Linked DNA regions of Homo sapiens: region 1 is linked to region 2. A link is a loop called in an ENCODE intact Hi-C map of the cell type or tissue named here. Cell type or tissue: PC-9. All regions are shown on one strand. Links, peaks and the distances in the headings refer to the core of each region. The heading gives the core; the rest is flanking DNA. Region 1 has its middle 170 kb from the start of CTB-1I21.1. Region 2 has its middle 220 kb from the start of CTB-1I21.1.

Region 1 (5,386 bases), core at 88-5,087, 50 kb after region 2:
ATTTGTTCTTCCACGAAGCCTCTCCTAATCACATCCCTAAACTGGGTATAGTAAGATTTGCCGCATATTGTTATCGCTTATCTGTTTCCTCTGCTAGAACTATAATCTATGGGCCTCATGCTGTGCCTGTCTTGCTCCCCATTGTGTGCCCAGTGCTTAGTACACTGCCTGACATGTAGCAAGCCACAAAACGAAGATTGGAGGACAAATGGATGAATAGATAGATGAATAAATGAATGAACAAGTGTACCATACCACTATGTGCCTGATTATGATTTAGTCAGTGTCTAGGATAAATCATATCTATTAGCATTGTTAAGGAAATATATTATAGAACATCTGTTGAGTGAAAAAAGCTAGTTCTTAAAAAAAAACTAGTTATAGCCAAGTATAGAAATTTCAATTTTTAGAGAGAGAGAAAGCATGTTTATCAAAATGTTAATTCACATCAGGATAGGGAAACTGGGGGAGATTTTATTTTTACTTTCTTCTTTATACATTTCCATAATGCTTGAATATCTAGTATGAGTATAAATCATGTTTATAATAACTCTGTCACTAAACAAACCTACTACTTCAGAAAAGATAAACAAATGTGAACATTTGTGTTTTGTTCTTCTGAAGGCTGCAGGATAGAAGTGCAGCTGTCTGAGATCCAGGACCATGAGAGGGTAGCAGCACTGATCAGAGCTTTAGCCACAAGATGGTGTGTGCAAGCCTATGGGGATGTACAGGAAGTCGCATTTACATGTAATGTCTGGAAAGAAAGGGTTCTTCACATGCCTCGTACACTCTTCTTAATTAAGAGTTTGTTTTTCTCATATCTGCAGGAGATTTCTGATAGTTTCCAGTTAAAAACACCAAGAAATCAAGATGAAAACAATGACTGTCTCCTATTGTTTGGTAGTCCTTCATGTTGTCTGAAAAATATGTAATATCCCAGAGGTGATATCTCAACAGCTATTGTTTACATTTTTAGCTTTTTTCTTTCTCCTTATCACCACCCTCAAAATAAAATGCAGATAATCCTGTCTATGATTGGATACTGGAATTGAGGCTCTGGAATCTTGTCTGTGTAACCCTACACACTAGGCTGTGGCCGACTTTGCATTTGCAGCACCCTCTCACTGGCAATAAGAAAGCTAACAATCATCAAATAAGATGGAGACTGTGGAAATTCACCCTGTGTGTAACCACAAAAGGAAAAAGAAAAGCAAAAAGAAAACCTAATTGTGCTTTAAAAGGGAAATAGCTAAATAAAGTTTACTGCTATACTGTTATGGAAAATGAAACAGGAATTTGAAAGAATGAGCCAGAACTCTCTTACCAACATGGGGAAATACCCAGGGCATATTGTTGAGTGTGAAAAGCAAATTGCAGCATAAAACATATTGATGGTTGTATTTATAAAACAAACACACACACAGAGATTCATGGTACTATATCTCTTTTACAGAAACATATGTATGTAAGTGCATAGCAAATTCTGGAAGGACACACCAAATTGAAAATGTGCTACTTTTGAGTAGAATAGCAGAGCCTTGAGTGAGAACAAGGATTGAGATCAAACTGAGTTAGTATTATTTAAATTATTTGAAATTTTTAAGGAGAATGTATGCATATATTATATGTATAAACAAACATTAATTTTTACAATTAAATAGCATTTTTAAATGCCTTAATATTATCTAGCACAAAATACAGATCAAACAAATGGTAGTTGCTTTTATTATTTTAAAAAATAAACAAGCAGTGTTGATTTAATTAGCCTTAAAGGTGCTAAATACATTGCCAAAACTGGCTTATGTGTGTTACAGGTATGTATTAAGGGATAAATTTTATTTGCCCATTTATGTACTTTTAAATCCAGGTAGAAGAGAAGAGAGAGAAAGATAATATAAGATTAGGCAGTGGTGTTATCAGTAAAGCAAACTGCCTCCAAGCTTCTTAAAGAACATACGTTTCTACTGCAGCCTTAGCAAAGTCACATTCCATCTTGGCATTCCTCTTAATGGGCCATAGAGACTGAAAGAGTATTTTAAATATTCCATTCACTTCCCAAAGGAGCTAATATGACATTTCCACAGAAAAGAAACTTACACTGTATTACCTCTTAGAAGTATATAAGCTCACGACTGTACAATTTGATAATTGAGAAATCCAACTGGCTCTCTCTGAGGCAGGGAAAATGGATTTGAGAGGAGATGGAATTTGGGCAATGACTTTCAGGCAGCCCGGTCAATAGCTCTAAGAGGCCAGATTGATCGCAGGCAAGGAGTGAGCAAGGAGGTGGAGAGGGGATGGGAGTAGATAGGGAGAAGCTGGGTTTCTGGTTGGTTGCTTCTTGCTGCTGTGCTGCAAAGCCCCTGAGGAAACAGATTCAGCTTCTTTCCTGCTGAGTCCCTGCATCCAAATATTTCCCTTTCTCCAGAATAACATTCCCCAGGCCTTGAGTGCTTTCACCCTGATAGGTCAGGATAAATTATGACATGGTGGCTCATGTAATTTGTTGTGTATAATAATCAAGGCACTGAACTGTGCGAATAATTTTTTCTGAAATAAATTGAAATTCCTGGTTAAGTTTTAACAATGTCTTGCTCATCTATCTTTTAATTTGCTTTCTTGAGTAGGTGATAAAGTTCCACTATCTGTCTTATCTATACTGTATACTTGAGGCCTGGAAAAGGCTGAGAACTTCTGATGCAGAGAACAATGTGAAGTTCTCTCCTGTCTTAGTCCATTTTGTGTTGCTATAAAGGAATACCTGGGCTGGGTCATTTATAAAGAAAACAAGGTTTATTTGGCTCATGATTTTGATGGCTCGAAAAGTTCAGAATTGGGCATCTGTATCTGGGGAGGGCCTCAGGCTGCTGCCACATGATGGAAGGTGAAGGGGAGCTGGTGTGTGCAGAGATCACATGGCCAGAGAGGAGGCAAGAGAGAGTGGGGGAGGGGCCAGGCTCTTTTTAAAAACCAGCTCTTCTAGGAACTAATAGGGAGGGCATTAAGTGATTCATGAGTGATCTGCCCCCATGACCCAAACACCTTCTGTCAGGTTCTACCTCCAACACTGGGGATCAAATTTCAACATGAGGTTTGGAGAAGACAAATGTCCAAACCACAGCACCTCGTAGCTTGATTATCTACCTGTTCTGAGGCCAAGCAGACCATGATTCACATCCTTACTAGCTGTGAAACCTTGAGCAAGTAGTAAAAGCTGTCTGAGGTTTACCTCCTTCTCTGTCCAACAGAGGCCCTCAGGCAGCCCTGGCAGAAGATGGTGGGCACTCAATATTTAGTTGTTCCTGCCCTGTGGTAATCATGCCCAGTTGGACCCACTGAGCAGCCCCTTGTCTGCCCACATTTTGCTCCTGACTATTTCCCAGATGGCTCAGTAAGTCACTTCTTAATAAACTCCAGTGCTTTTTATGTTTTTATTTCTCAGTGTGAATTTCACGGTGGGTTCTTCCTATCTTCCTCTAAATTCTATACCTTCCTGATTAATTCTCCTATGTCTGATTTCTATAAGACCATATATACTGTTCTTACTGGGGAACATTGGTGACAAGGGTCTGGAAGGGTTCCCCCTTATGGGACAGGAGGTTCTAATTACTAGGCTTGACTCATGCCCTATTGAGTATACCTGAAACTCAATAACTTTCCAAATAGTCAGTGTAGGTATACATCTTGGGCCCACTTTGTGGCACCAGCTCAGAAGGCCAATGTATCTGGGAACTCTGGTTAGAATGAGAGGCAGTTTGATCGTGTTGCCTGTATCCTAATGTCAGAAATAAGAAAATTTATTGATGAAATATTTATATCAAGTGGAGCAGTAGAGCAGTCTGGATCCTGACCCACTGCCATTGGATTCCACCTCTCCTTATCTCCCTGATGGAATCCTAAAAGAGAACTTCCACTTCTAGGCATGATGGAATAAGACAAGACAACCTCCCTCACCTAGAGAAAACCAGTACTAATCCTGGATATGATACAAAACCCAAGTGCCTAAAGATCCTGGAAAGTAAACAAAAGCAGACAGACTGGTGGTGAGTGCATAGTTTAGATGAGGGAGCCAGGGAGCTGTATAAATAAGTTTCCACCTCTGAGGCTTTTAGCCTAAGGCTAAGCTGAATACACAGAGGCAGACAGGGTTGCATGAAAAAAACCTGAAATCTTTCCAGCCTGGGGAACCAGAGAAGTGAAGCTGGGCAATTGAGCTGGGTGCTGAAGAGAAGAGTGAGAGACCCTCAAAAGAGAAGAAAAGCCAGATAGGAGATCCCCAAACTCTGCCTACCCACATCTCTGTATAATCCCTAAACTATTCAGGCATGGAACAGATTTAGAGCAGCTAAGCTGAAGACAAAATGTCTTCTTTAAGACCAAAGCTGCTGCCTGAGAAATAGAATTTGCAAATTCAAGCCCAGCCAAGAAAAATTATCTGCTGAAACAAAGGACCAAGGAAGCAACAACCATTGGGTTAAAAACAAGCAGACAAACCCCCAAAACCCAAGATTCCCAAATCCTACTAACTTAACATTCATAATGTTCAGGATATAATCTGAAATTATCTGACATTCAAAGAATTAAAAAGATTGGCTGGGTTTGGTGGCTCATGCCTGTAATTGCAGCACTCAGGGAGGTGGAGGCAGGAGGATCACTTGAGGCTAGGAGTTTGAGATCAGACTGGGCAACATATTGAGAGACATTGTGTCTACTTAAAAAAAAAAGAGGAAGAAGAAGAAGGAGGAGGAGGAGGAGGAGGAAGAGAAAGATGAAGGGGAAAGGGAAAAAGAAGGAGAAGAAGAGGAGGAGGAGGAAGAGGAAGAAGAAAGAAGAGAAGGAAGGAGAAAGGAGAAAGGAGGAAGAAGGAAGAAGGAAGGAAGGAAGGAAGGAAGGAAGGAAGGAAGGAAGGAAGGAAGGAAGGAAGGAAGGAATTAGGTCAAATCAGTCAGGTGTGATGGTACCAATTTATATTCCCAGCTACTCAGGAAGCCATGCTTAGCTGAAGCAGGAGGATGGCTTGAGTCTAGGAGTTTGAGGCTACTGTGAGCTATGATTGTACCATTGCACTCCAGCCTGGAAGACAGCGTGAGACCCTGTTTCAAAAAACAAAAACAAAAACAAACAAACAAACAAACAAAGAGGATGGAGCACATTCTCAAGAGAAAATAGTAATTGAGTCCTAGCCTGAAATGAACCAAATGTTGTAAGTAACATAAAAGGATTTTAAAGTAACATACAAACATTTTAACTATTCTTAAAAAGTAAACCCAAACATATTTTCAATAAAGGAAAATCTCAGCAGAGAAATAGAGATAATAAAGCAATGAAGATTAGAGAACTGAAATATATAATCTCAAAAATTAAAATAAAAATTCATAGGATG
Region 2 (5,386 bases), core at 133-5,132:
TGTAAAAATTAATTTAGAATGAACACTGTAGCATACAAAAGCATACACATCAATATTGGAATGATCAGATTTAAAACAGATTCTTATTTTGTGTGAGAAAAAACAATACATTTATTACATTTAGACTCATGAAATTGTAAATATTAAAAATTTCACTTCATTCACTATAACAATGGTAACAATGTATAACACCAAATTAGTTAAGGGGAATGTATGGAATGAGAGGAAAAGAATAGTCCAAAGGAATTTGTGAAAATAAAAAAATAAGATAATAGAAAATCTTTACTTATTTTAATAAATATGAACCTTTATTTTTTCTTTTAATATTTAATTCATTAAATAAGATATCTATTACATGTTAATATCAGTAATACTTTATAAAAATAAGTATATATTTCAAAACAATAAACAATGAGAAGAATAGCAATGTTCTATACTTGTGCAAATCTCTTTTATGTCCGACTTAATAGAAGACAGCTGGATTGTCATATGTGTACATTCAATCTGCTGCAATATGTTGTGTTGGTTGAAGTATATAAAGAGAATTCAACTTCACATAGATGTGAGGCTGAAGAAGGAAGAATCTTTTAGACTCTCTAAAAGAGTCTTTGCGGCCTCCAGGGGTCCTTGGATCACACTTTAACAATTACTACACTAAAAAGTTTCCAGTTACAAGACTGCAAACTAAACATGTGTACCAATCTTCTACATCCTACGCCAAACTGAGACAAGTTACAGAAAATACATTAAAATAAAAATGTATGGCTGTACCAAAAAAAAATTCAGTATAGGCTGAATGCAGTAGCTTATACCTGTAATCCCAGCACTTTAGGAGGAATGAGGCAGAAGACGACTTGAGGCCAGGAGGTTGAGGCTGCAGTCAGTCATGATCATGCCACTACACTCCAACTTAGGCAACAGAGTAAGACCCTGCCTCCCCCACCCCCCATAAAGAAAAGAAAACTAGGTATGTGTGCATCAGGGGACAGGGAAATTCCTTGAAGGAGAATTCTATCATAAACAATTGAAAAAATCTCATTTTTAAAAGTCCCATGCATTGAGGTGGTGGATGTCAGAACCTGAAGGTGATCCAGAAGCAACAAATAGGGTGCTAAGTTGAGATACTCTAGAGAGATAAAATCTTGTGTATCACTCCTCAGGGCCCAGGCTGCAGCCATAGGGGTGGGGGTAGGGATGGAGGGTTGGTTTCTGCAGGTGGGAGCTGAAATCAAAGAGGCAGGACATTGCTTCCAGGGCCAGCAGAAACATAGGGAGCTCAAGCACCAAATGCCAGCTACTACTCAACTCATTCAATCCACCCTTGCCCATTCTCACCAGACACATTTCATCCAAAATAGTAACACTGCTAAGGTCTCATAGTGTAGAAATACTGGATAGTGGAAAATTTAACAGGAAATTTCAAGCACCAAGGTGAACACACAATATAAAAATCATCAAATATAGGGGGAAATTTGACACCATGGAAGAAGCAAACTCAACCAATGGCAGAATTTATATCCAAAGACAAAGAATTAGCAATAGAAATAAGAATATGATTTTTAAAAAAGATAATTTACATACTTAGAAAATCTTTAAAATATATTACCTTCGTAGAATGAAAAATATAACTTAGAGGGGAAAAATTCTCAATAGATGTACTGAAACATCAAATAAACACTTAAAAGGAAAAAATTAATTAGCTGGAAAATTGAGTAAAGAATTTTTCCAAAATACAGCCAAAGGAGTAATCAGGTGAAAAGAAAGAAAGTAAGTTAATAAATGTAAAGGAGAGATCTAAAAACTAACAAGTTTGTAACGGAAGTTCTGGAGTGAGTGAGAATTGATAATGAAGGAATAGCAATGAGAGAAGAAAGAATAGCCAAGAACTAAAGATGGGCACAAGTCTTCAGTTTAAGAGACCATTAAGTGTCAAGCAAGATAATGTCAACGATACATGTAAAACTCTAAAATATGCTGGAAACTCATAATAGTTACACATGAATAAATCAGATTGATGCAAGAGACTAGATATACAAACAGAGAATGGCCAGGCCATATATAAAAATAGAACTCTGACCCACAATCTGCAGCAACCAGCTCAGGAAGTCAACCCATAATCTGTGGTAAACAGCCCAGGAAACCAGTCTGCTATTTCTAAGTCAGACTTGTAGGGTGTCAGATCTCTACTTCTAACAAAAATCCAGGAAGCTAAACAATAATACCTGTGATAATTACCCCCAAGCAGGACTTTATTAATAACTGACAGCTTTCCTAATTTTGTACCTACTTTTGTACAACAGAGGACCAATTAGGTAAAGTCAAATACTTACCACTAACCAACGACATAGAATGCTCTGTTTCTCGTTAGCCTGCCTGCAGCTTCTCCATGCCAATAGCCTCCAATAGGGCATACCTGAAGACTTCCCTTTTTTCACTACAAAGCTTTACCATTCCTCTGCCTGCCATTGAGCTTCTGCCAAGCACAAATAATGGTGGCTGACTCCCTTGCTATGGCAGGCTCTGAATAAACCATGCCTGGTTATTCTCATCTGGTTGGTCTTCATTCATTTCCATAGTTATTGTGGAGGCTCCACAGAGCCCCTATCTGCACTGTGCACTGCACAGACTCCAGCCTTCACACAGGTGCACTATTCACGAAGGCCCCTCTTGCCTTGCTACTCATAGCTTATGAATCCTATGATGCCACACCCTGGGCATGAACTCTACTCTCTTTGTGTTGAGTTTCTTGGCTATTTATTCTCAGGTGAGTCACTGGCTTTGTTATTGGTTCCTATTTGTTTGGCGCCCTTGTTTGAATCAGGCCATCTCTTTTCATCCCTCCCCACATTATTTTTTTTTCTATTTTTTGTGCTACTGTTTTGTGTTGTGCTGTCTAAAAGTGTTACTTGTCAAAAGAAGGAGAATCCTAGGGCAGAACATGGGCAAAGGCCTTATTGGCCTGTTGTTCAAGCTGGCCTCACAGGCGGGGAAGTTTTCAGATCTTGTTGGACTGGTGTCCATTGGACAAACTTTGCTGTGGGTCACCAATGAAACCAGATGAGGTTCTTCTTCCATCCTGAATTTGGCTCCTGAGAGCTTGGCTTTGACCCAGAGGCAATGTTATTTCTGGTTTTCCACCTGCCAGGGGCACAGACTATTGGGTCTATGTTCGGAGGCCGCCAACTGTCAGGTTGTGGACCTGAGACACGAAGTGCACAGCATTACATTCCTACCAACTATCACCAGCTCGTATGGGGTCCTCTAAGTCTAAATTCTCTCCTGTATCTGGAAAAATCCCTGCTTCTTATATGTAATCTGATTACAGTCCTAATTCTTGTGCCTCACTCTCTAAATGGCATAACTTCAGAAGATGACTTAGGTCTTCAGTGCCACTCTGGGGAACACTGAATTTGAATAAAATAGTTGGAGAGGCACCTAAGAAAAGAAAGGGAATAAGATTCTACAAGCTCCATGGTTAGCATTTCTTTCTTTCTTTTTTTTTTGGAGACAGTCTCGCTCTGTCACCCAGGCTGGAGTGCAGTGGCACGATCTCGGCTTACTGCAAGGGTAGCATTTCTTGATTGGTATTCAGGGACCTCCAAACAAAACTGAATTAAAAATTGCATCACTAAAAAAGCCTCCAGCTAAAGCTAAAGGGCAACCTGACAAAGTTAAAGCAAGAACTAGACTTATTCCCCTAGTAAATCCTCCCCCCAGTCCTTATCCTCCATTGCTAGCTCTTCTAGAAACTGCCTCCCTTCCCATCGCCCAAGCTTATGACCAAATGAATTCTCCAAAGCACCTACTGGGTGCTAGGGACAGCACAATAATTAGGTCCAGGATAATCAATAAGAACCTCAGGTCAGGGGGGTTAGACAGTTCAAGGGACCTCAAAGTCTTCCTCTTATGCTGCTGATCTTTCTCCCTCTGCACCTCCTACCTCTTCTTCCCTTTGTCCAGCCTCCCTACCTTTCCCAACAACTTTCCTAAAACCCCCCAATGCCAGTTGCCTATAAGGACCCATTCCTCTCATGAGCCTGTCCTGCAGGCAACTGTCGAACTGAAGCCTTGGACCTGAGCTCATTCAAGAGCTGCAACTAAAGATTTCCCTAAACTCAAACAAGACCAGCAAATATTCATAGAAGAATTTAGAATTATTTTGGGTACATATGACCTAGGGTTACCTGACCTATATCAGCCTGTACACACATTGGTCCAAACCTCAGATACTAAATCCTAAATGGCAAAAGATAATTGGGCTGACCCAGAAAGCAATCTATAGGATCCTTCTTTCCATAACAAACCTGAGGGTCAAAAACAGGCCAGAAAATTAGGTCAACGTCTCATAAAAAGCCATTCCTGAAACATTCACAGTAAAAATTGATAGGACCACAATTCAATCATGCAAATAGGCACAAAAGATGAAACTATAGATTGCTCAAGATAGAGTAGGAAATACTTTCTGACATCTCTTGGGAATAAAGAAGGTGCTGTTGTGATAGCAGCCCTTTCATCTCACTTTGTCGATGGAGTTAAACCTGACGTTAAAGTCCTAATGTGAAAGTAGACATTAGAATGGGAAACAGCCCCACTAGCTAAACTCTAATACCTGACAGAACATTTTGCCAGGGCTTTAGGACAAAAGTGAGAAAGCTCTAAAGTAAATTGATGGGACTATAGATTAAACAGCTAGGTAGTCCATTCCCCAACCAACCACCTGCTGACAAGGACACTTGTAGAAATTGTTAACAGAAGGAACACTGGAAATAGATGAACCCATCTTATAAAAGAAAAACCAAGACAAAGAAACATCCCTCAATTTGGATCAATGAAGGCATTCCAAGGAATGAAAAAGCATTCAATATCTTGCCATACCCTCAAACACTCACAGTAAATTAACTATGAATACAGTCATGCTAATCAATTCCTAGTTCAACTCATACGAAAAAAGACATGTGTGCCACTTTTTGTGCATTATACCTTGTTATCTTTCTTAACTTCTTCCTCAGAGTAAACTTACAACATATGTGGAAGGTATTTCATAACCCTCAGGTTTTCCCCATCTCCCAATTCTTAACCTAACCCTTGTGTCTTTGACTGAAAAACATTCCTTCCTGCTCTGTGATACCACCCCTGCAAATTTAATAGAATGGTTACTTTGCAAATGGAACTGCAATGATTAAAAGCATGCCAGGAGGACTATTTCTTGAGGTTCCAGAGAACTCCTCTGTTCATGGTCAAGATGTGTCTGCTCTAGATATGCCATTGCTTCTCCCATTACATTTAATGCATACCACAGAAAAGTGACACTATATGGGCAAAAATTTTACTGATGTAGGCAAAATAATCAGAGCAGAACCTATAAAAAATACAGATAGAGTCTATC

The links. Peaks named below come from ENCODE experiments on the same cell type or tissue, not always from the same donor. Only the 100,000 strongest peaks of a DNase experiment are listed, where the experiment ranks them.
Region 1: a loop joins it to region 2, with 2.8 times the contacts of the local background. A loop is called at or near these places in 2 of 110 quality-filtered maps.

What each region holds. Positions count from the first base shown.
Region 1 is chr5:136,904,484-136,909,869 of GRCh38, reverse strand. No RefSeq gene overlaps it. Among named protein-coding and RNA genes, the nearest start is that of CTB-1I21.1, 170 kb to the right of the region's middle. In PC-9, for the core only: no CTCF peak of the experiment used is centred there; DNase peaks (open chromatin) are centred at 3,129 and 4,079; H3K27ac peaks cover 951 bases.
Region 2 is chr5:136,954,942-136,960,327 of GRCh38, reverse strand. No RefSeq gene overlaps it. Among named protein-coding and RNA genes, the nearest start is that of CTB-1I21.1, 220 kb to the right of the region's middle. In PC-9, for the core only: no CTCF peak of the experiment used is centred there; a DNase peak (open chromatin) is centred at 2,717; H3K4me3 peaks cover 222 bases; H3K27ac peaks cover 1,772 bases.